Linked DNA regions of Mus musculus: region 2 is linked to region 1. The links are chromatin loops, found by intact Hi-C in ENCODE. Cell type or tissue: left cerebral cortex. All regions are shown on one strand. Each heading gives the region's core, and the rest is flanking DNA. Links, peaks and the distances in the headings are about the cores only. Region 1 holds the start of Gm51913 (a long non-coding RNA gene). Region 2 has its middle 7.8 kb from the start of Wfdc21.

Evidence for each region. Peaks named below come from ENCODE experiments on the same cell type or tissue, not always from the same donor. Only the 100,000 strongest peaks of a DNase experiment are listed, where the experiment ranks them.
Region 2: a loop joins it to region 1, with 4 times the contacts of the local background. A loop is called at or near these places in 16 of 42 quality-filtered maps.

What each region holds. Positions count from the first base shown.
Region 1 is chr11:83,441,871-83,444,792 of GRCm38, forward strand. It overlaps Mmp28 (matrix metallopeptidase 28 (epilysin)), which reads right to left. Exons shown (of 8, transcript NM_001320300.1): 6 at 2,341-2,490; 7 at 1,889-2,056; 8 at 1-1,075. The coding sequence ends at 681. Gm51913 (a long non-coding RNA gene) reads left to right here and starts at 2,466. Exons shown (of 2, transcript XR_003949748.1): 1 at 2,466-2,523. In left cerebral cortex, for the core only: a CTCF peak has its summit at 1,224; a DNase peak (open chromatin) is centred at 1,218; H3K4me3 peaks cover 209 bases.
Region 2 is chr11:83,737,711-83,740,632 of GRCm38, forward strand. No RefSeq gene overlaps it. Among named protein-coding and RNA genes, the nearest start is that of Wfdc21, 7.8 kb to the right of the region's middle. In left cerebral cortex, for the core only: a CTCF peak has its summit at 1,727 (motif pointing left); a DNase peak (open chromatin) is centred at 1,736.

The DNA of each region.
Region 1 (2,922 bases), core at 172-2,671:
CTCTCCATGATAACCATACACAGCTGGGTTGGATGTAAGTGCATGGTCCTTGTGTCTCCAGCACCCAGTACCCATGTGCTTCTATTGAGAAGGGTAGACAATTCTATCTAGGGAAGTCTGCTGCACCTCTACGTTGACCAGCTGGGGGGTGCTTCTTCATTAGCCCAGACAACAAGTCGGGCTCAGGAGGAACACATTCCCTCCTGCTCTGCATCCTGAACCAAAAGAGAGCCTCTGACAGTGGGGATCCTCGAGGCTTCACTACATCCCAGCTTGCTGAGGGTAGGAGCTGGGGTGAAGTCTCTGATGAAATAGCAGGTGATTCCCCAAGAACTGAGCCTGAAAGGCACTGAAAGGGAGGGTCCTGCAGATACAGTCTCCAACCTCAGCTGAGTTTTGCATCTTCCTGGGACTCAGCACTGTGGGCATGGGACATCTTCACCAGAACCTTCATCTTCACCACCTTCCCACATACACACACTAGTGGGAAGGAAAAAGGTCTTTGAGGGAAAAGGCTATGGGAACCCTAGTTCTCTTTCCATCCCGGAGAACAAATGCTGATTGATTTCCTGCTTGGAGTCCTTACTGCTCAAGAGGTTCTTGCAAAGTCCAGGGGCTTCCTAGACAGGACCCACCTCTCAGGAGGCAGCAACCACGGTTCATTCAGTGATGGGGAGCCTTCAGAACAGGGCACCTCCTGAGTTGGCATTCCAACAGCCCATCCAGGACAGCTCGGTAGCCCAGCGACCGGAGCTGGTCACCCGCAGTTTGGCTTGATCCAAATGCCAATAGTGGTCATCTCTGAAGAAGATAATGGAGCCATCCGGCCTTGGCAGGGCGCCGCTGACCTCCTCGGGGACACCGGCCCAGTCTCGCAGGCTGCGGGGATAGTAGGGCTCCACTTGCATCCCTCCTTGAGCTAGCACGTAGTAGCGGGAACCCTTGAAGAGGACTAGGCGGCGCAGAGGCGGGAAGAAGAGAGCTGCGTCCGGGTGTCGGGGTAGACCACCTGCCCGGCAGAGCTGTGCGAACCCCCACACGGACTTCGTGCCCTGGAACCTCCAACAACGATTCCCTGTGGGGCATTGAGAACCATAGTGAGCTGGAGGCGTTCACTCATTGGCTCTCCACCCCATCTCTCTCACCCTGGTCCCTACTCCTTTCTATTCGGAGACCTAGACAGTCTCCTTGGAGCCAGTTGTAGTTTATACATCGCTCAGCAGATGTCAGCAGAGAGCAGAGAATACTCAATGAACCCAATCCCGGGCTGGGGAAGGTAGGAGGAGGTTGAGGATGGGGTATGGAATGGAAGATTGGGAAAGCTTGAACTTTTCTTCAGTCTCCAACTACTAATAATTCCCTGAGGGAAAAGGTGTTTGTTCCCGGTCCTTCCTTCTCCCTGTTCCTAGGACACAAGGAACTCAGCGTTGGTTGAAGGAATGGATGCGGCTCATAACAGTACTACCACGTCCAGTCCACCCTTCAGTCGTTGCATGTTATCCGGCTTCCTCATCACACCTGAGTATTACACTCCCTATCCAAGAGTATTACACTCCCTATCACAAGTTCCAAAAGCTAAGTGACATGCCAACCTCACACTGCCAGGGTGCCAGAGTGCCAGGGTGCCAGGGCAGACGCGGCCAGACTTTCTGCTGATGCAGACTGGAGAGCAGCAGTCCCCCCACCCCCCGCTACAATCTCTACACGGAACACCCTGGACACTGGATGCTCCCCATTCCATCTCTGAAAGGAGTCTTTCTGGGCCACAGGTTTAACTTGAGGTGGCAAGTTCACCAGGGACTCATTGTTGGGGACCTTCCCCCTCCTTTCTCCTCAGGCAGGATACCCACCCACCACGTCTTAATCTTAGCTGACTCAAGGCTGGTACCTTTAAAGAAGTAGAAGTCTCCATCTTCCAAAGACACTGCAGCAGCCTCAATACCAGGTGGCAGTCCTGGCCATCTTTTCTGTAGTGGACGAGGCTCTGAAACATTGCCATCAACTGTGACTTCCCAGAAGTAACTCCCTTTGAAGACATACAGTCGCCATTGCCCATCTATCCCGAGATAAGAGACATGAGGAAAGGCTACTGGCCTCCTGATGATTTGGGGGGGGGAGGGGCTGCCCTAAACCCAGTTTCCCAGACAAGCGGAAGGTAGCATGCAGGGGGCGTGGAGAGGGCGTGGCTGAGGGAAGCGGGAGTTCTTTGCTGGGCCTGAGTGGTTTTAGGATTTCTATATCCTAGATCTCCCCATTCCTCACACCTTGTAATTCAGCTCTGGACCCCTGGAGATGTGGAGGACAGAAGACAGACACCAGGCATGGCTGGGACCATCTTACCTACAGTGATGGCATCAAAGGAAGAGTGGCAGTATTTAGGACCTCTGGTTTCCGGGCGTCTGCTCTGGGAGTTGTGGGGGTCCCAGGCCTCAAAGTCAGTGAACACCTTTCCGGGGAGTTGGGTGGCTACTGAGCGTCCCAGAGGCTTTCCTTACGATCCAAGAAGGGCGAGAGAGGACATGGGTAGGAGCATATGGGAAAGGGGGGTGGGGTGGGGGGGGGTGGGGTCAAGACCCTTCCTTCTGCTCCGCCTATGATCTGAGACAGGCTGAAGGAAAGAGTAAGGGGTATGTGTAGCCCTGGTTGTTGGTTTTATCCAAGTGCGCAACTATCCCCAGAAATCTCTCCCACTCAACAGCCCAGGAAAGAGTGACCTTCTGAGATAATGTGAGAGTGGGAGACCGAAGGGTTTTGAGCTAAGGGCAGAGGTTTGTTCTTATGGATGGCTTGGACCTGATGGAGAGAGAAAGCAGGACTCGCGGATATTCAGATTTCAAGGGAGCCTTAGGGGCTTCAGGATAAGGAAGGACCGGGAGCAAGGAACTGAAGAGGGGTGGAGGTGGGGATATCCTATTTGAGGAG
Region 2 (2,922 bases), core at 251-2,750, 300 kb after region 1:
GGTATCCACTGGTGGATAAACACACAACTACATATTGGTGGTAGGACTGTGTGTAGTCATGAAAAGACTGATGTACTATTATCTGCAATGACATGGCCAAAGCCAAAAGACACTGTGTTAATCGAAGTAAGCCAGGCTTATGCAGACAAATGCTGTGTGTTCTCATTCACTATAGGAACAAAATGTTGATAACATGAAAGTAGAGAGCAGAACAGAGGTTGTCAGGAGCTATCTAGGAATACTATAGGGGAGGAAGGGTTTGGACAATTAGCACCAAAACACAGTAGAAGACTGAATCCTTGGTCTCACAGCACACTACCTCACTCTGAGGTCCACACCAATTTCTTATCTGTAACTATAAGACTATTAAAGAGTGAAGGTTCCCAAAACAGGGTGATCAGTGTTTGACACGCATGGTGATGGTCCTGGTCTGATCACTACATGTATATATGAATGGAACTATCACACAGTGCACACAAGTATGTACACATGATACATGCTAATCTATAACTTTCAATTTTATGCAAGAGTTAAAGTGTTACAAAACTATAGGTCAAAAGATCAGCTCTGTCTGTAAGTTTATGTTTTTGAAATAAATACCATTAGTAGTTTGGTAGGCATTATTCCCATTTATATTCTATGGTATGTCAGTAACTGTATTATTTTATATATTCACTACAGTCTATAATAATACTGTCTGGGAGCAGACCCATTTTCTCACTGCCAATCATCCTTCCAGGGACATATCTCAGAGGTCTGTCTGTGTTCATGGTGTCATTTCTGTGCAGATTGCTGCCAAAGGACCTGGATCTGTGGAATCATATATCAAGAAGGACATGGTCATGTCTGCTCTGGTCATGTCTGTTCCCCCAGCCTGGGAACCAGGTGGAAGCACCAAGCCCTGCCCAGGTCCCCACCCCACACAGCCCAGTGAGCGCATGCCTAGCTCTGCCCTGGCTTTCCTTACTTCCATGGTTAGTGCTCAGGCTCTGTGCTCTCAAGTCTGTGAAGAGTAGATCACAGACACTTTCCCAGCCTTTCTTGAGCACAGAACACTCTGCTCTTGCCTTATTATACAAGTCAGATGTATGTAAAGTGGGAAAATTCAGAGACGGTATTAACCTGTCTTCTCACATAGAAAGCCACATTGACATTCTAAATGAAAGCTTCTACACACATGGACACACATAGACATACACAAACATACATACATACATACATACATACATACACAGACAGACAGACAGACAGACATACAAACACAGACATACACGTGCATACATACACAGACACATAAACATACATACACACACATAGACATAGACATACATACATAAACATACATACACATACACACACATACATACATAAACATACATACACACACACACACACACACACACACACCACACACCCTATTTTGTGTATCCATGGATAGACATAGCCCAACCTGATTGATGTCAAAACCAACTCCATATCAGTAGCCCTATCCTGACACTGGATGCAAAGAGAAAGAAGGCAGCCTTGGTGTCTGAGAATCAGGAAATACATCGTTCCTCCGTGGCCAGAGGACCATGAAGACACAGATGGATAATATCTTGCTTAGAAGGCACTATAAAGTTGAAAAAGCTGGAAATACTCTTAGAAATTACAGTGTTGTAAGGAAGTTAGCCCAAACTATGCTCCCCAAACCTTATGTGAAACATAACATCCCAGTGTTCATGCTGCCACCTGGTGGATGTGACTGTCGCTGCACCTCTGTACCCCTTGCTTCTTTACTAAAGCCTATAGTTGATATTTCCACTATAAATCTAGGAAGACTGTCAAAATGACCTGAGACCAGAGGAGCTGAGACTGAATGTAATCCAAGAACATCTTGAAAGCACATATTCATTCTCTCAGGATTACGGGCCAAACTTAGATACGCAGGCAATGGGAAGAGAATGCTGAAGAACCCTGCTGATAGAGTTATCTCACAGCGCCAAGTAGATCCACTCAATGTATTCACTTAACATGTGAGTGTAGAATCCAGTACACATCTTCCACGATGCTAACTTGAGAGAGTAAGATGGTTTTTAATGGGTTGCTGTGCAGCAAGAGTATGCTGCTGGGTGTGTGTGTGTGTGTGTGTGTGTGTGTGTGGTCTCATTAAACTTTAGATTACTGCTTCAGTAGGTCTGGCGTGGAATCCAAGAGTCTTCATTTCTTCCAAGGGATCTGTGCAATGGACAGACGCTGGTGACCTGTAAGTCTGCACTTATTTCAGGCTAAGTGCAAAGCATTTGTCAACCTTACCCTTCTCTCTGAAAATCACTGTCTCATTCTTCTGCTGAAATCCCGGAGAGTCACAAATATTCCCTCTCTTGTGTGACAAGATTAGATAGATAGATAGATAGATAGATAGATAGATATAAAACTCCAAATCACCCCCCATCTTACACACCACCCCAAACACCTGCCACCTCACTAGGCTAAAAGTGTGAGGGGTTTTGACAAATGTCCACACAAAGACCCATGTGATAAAGGCACTGTCTTCAGTCTCTTCTCTGGCACCATTCAGAGATGGTGGGATATCTTGGAGTGCAGTATAGTTGGAGGAGGTTTTGGGAGGCATGAGCTTGAAGCAGATATGGGGACCATTCAGTGCTCCTCTCTCTTTTTCTACCTGCTGCTTGCCCTGAGGTAGGTAAACTTTTCTCTGCCCCATAGTCCAATCATGATGCACAGTTTTGCTTCAGGCCTGAGAAGGAATGGAGCTGACTAACTATGGACAGAAACTTGTGAAATCCGGAGCCAGAACCAACCTTGCCTCTTTGTAAGTTGTTTACCTTAGAGATGTAATAACTTCATAGGAAATTATCTAACAGGTGGCGCAAAGTTTTGACAGAATTACAAACTGGATTGGTGCTATTTAAATGTAGT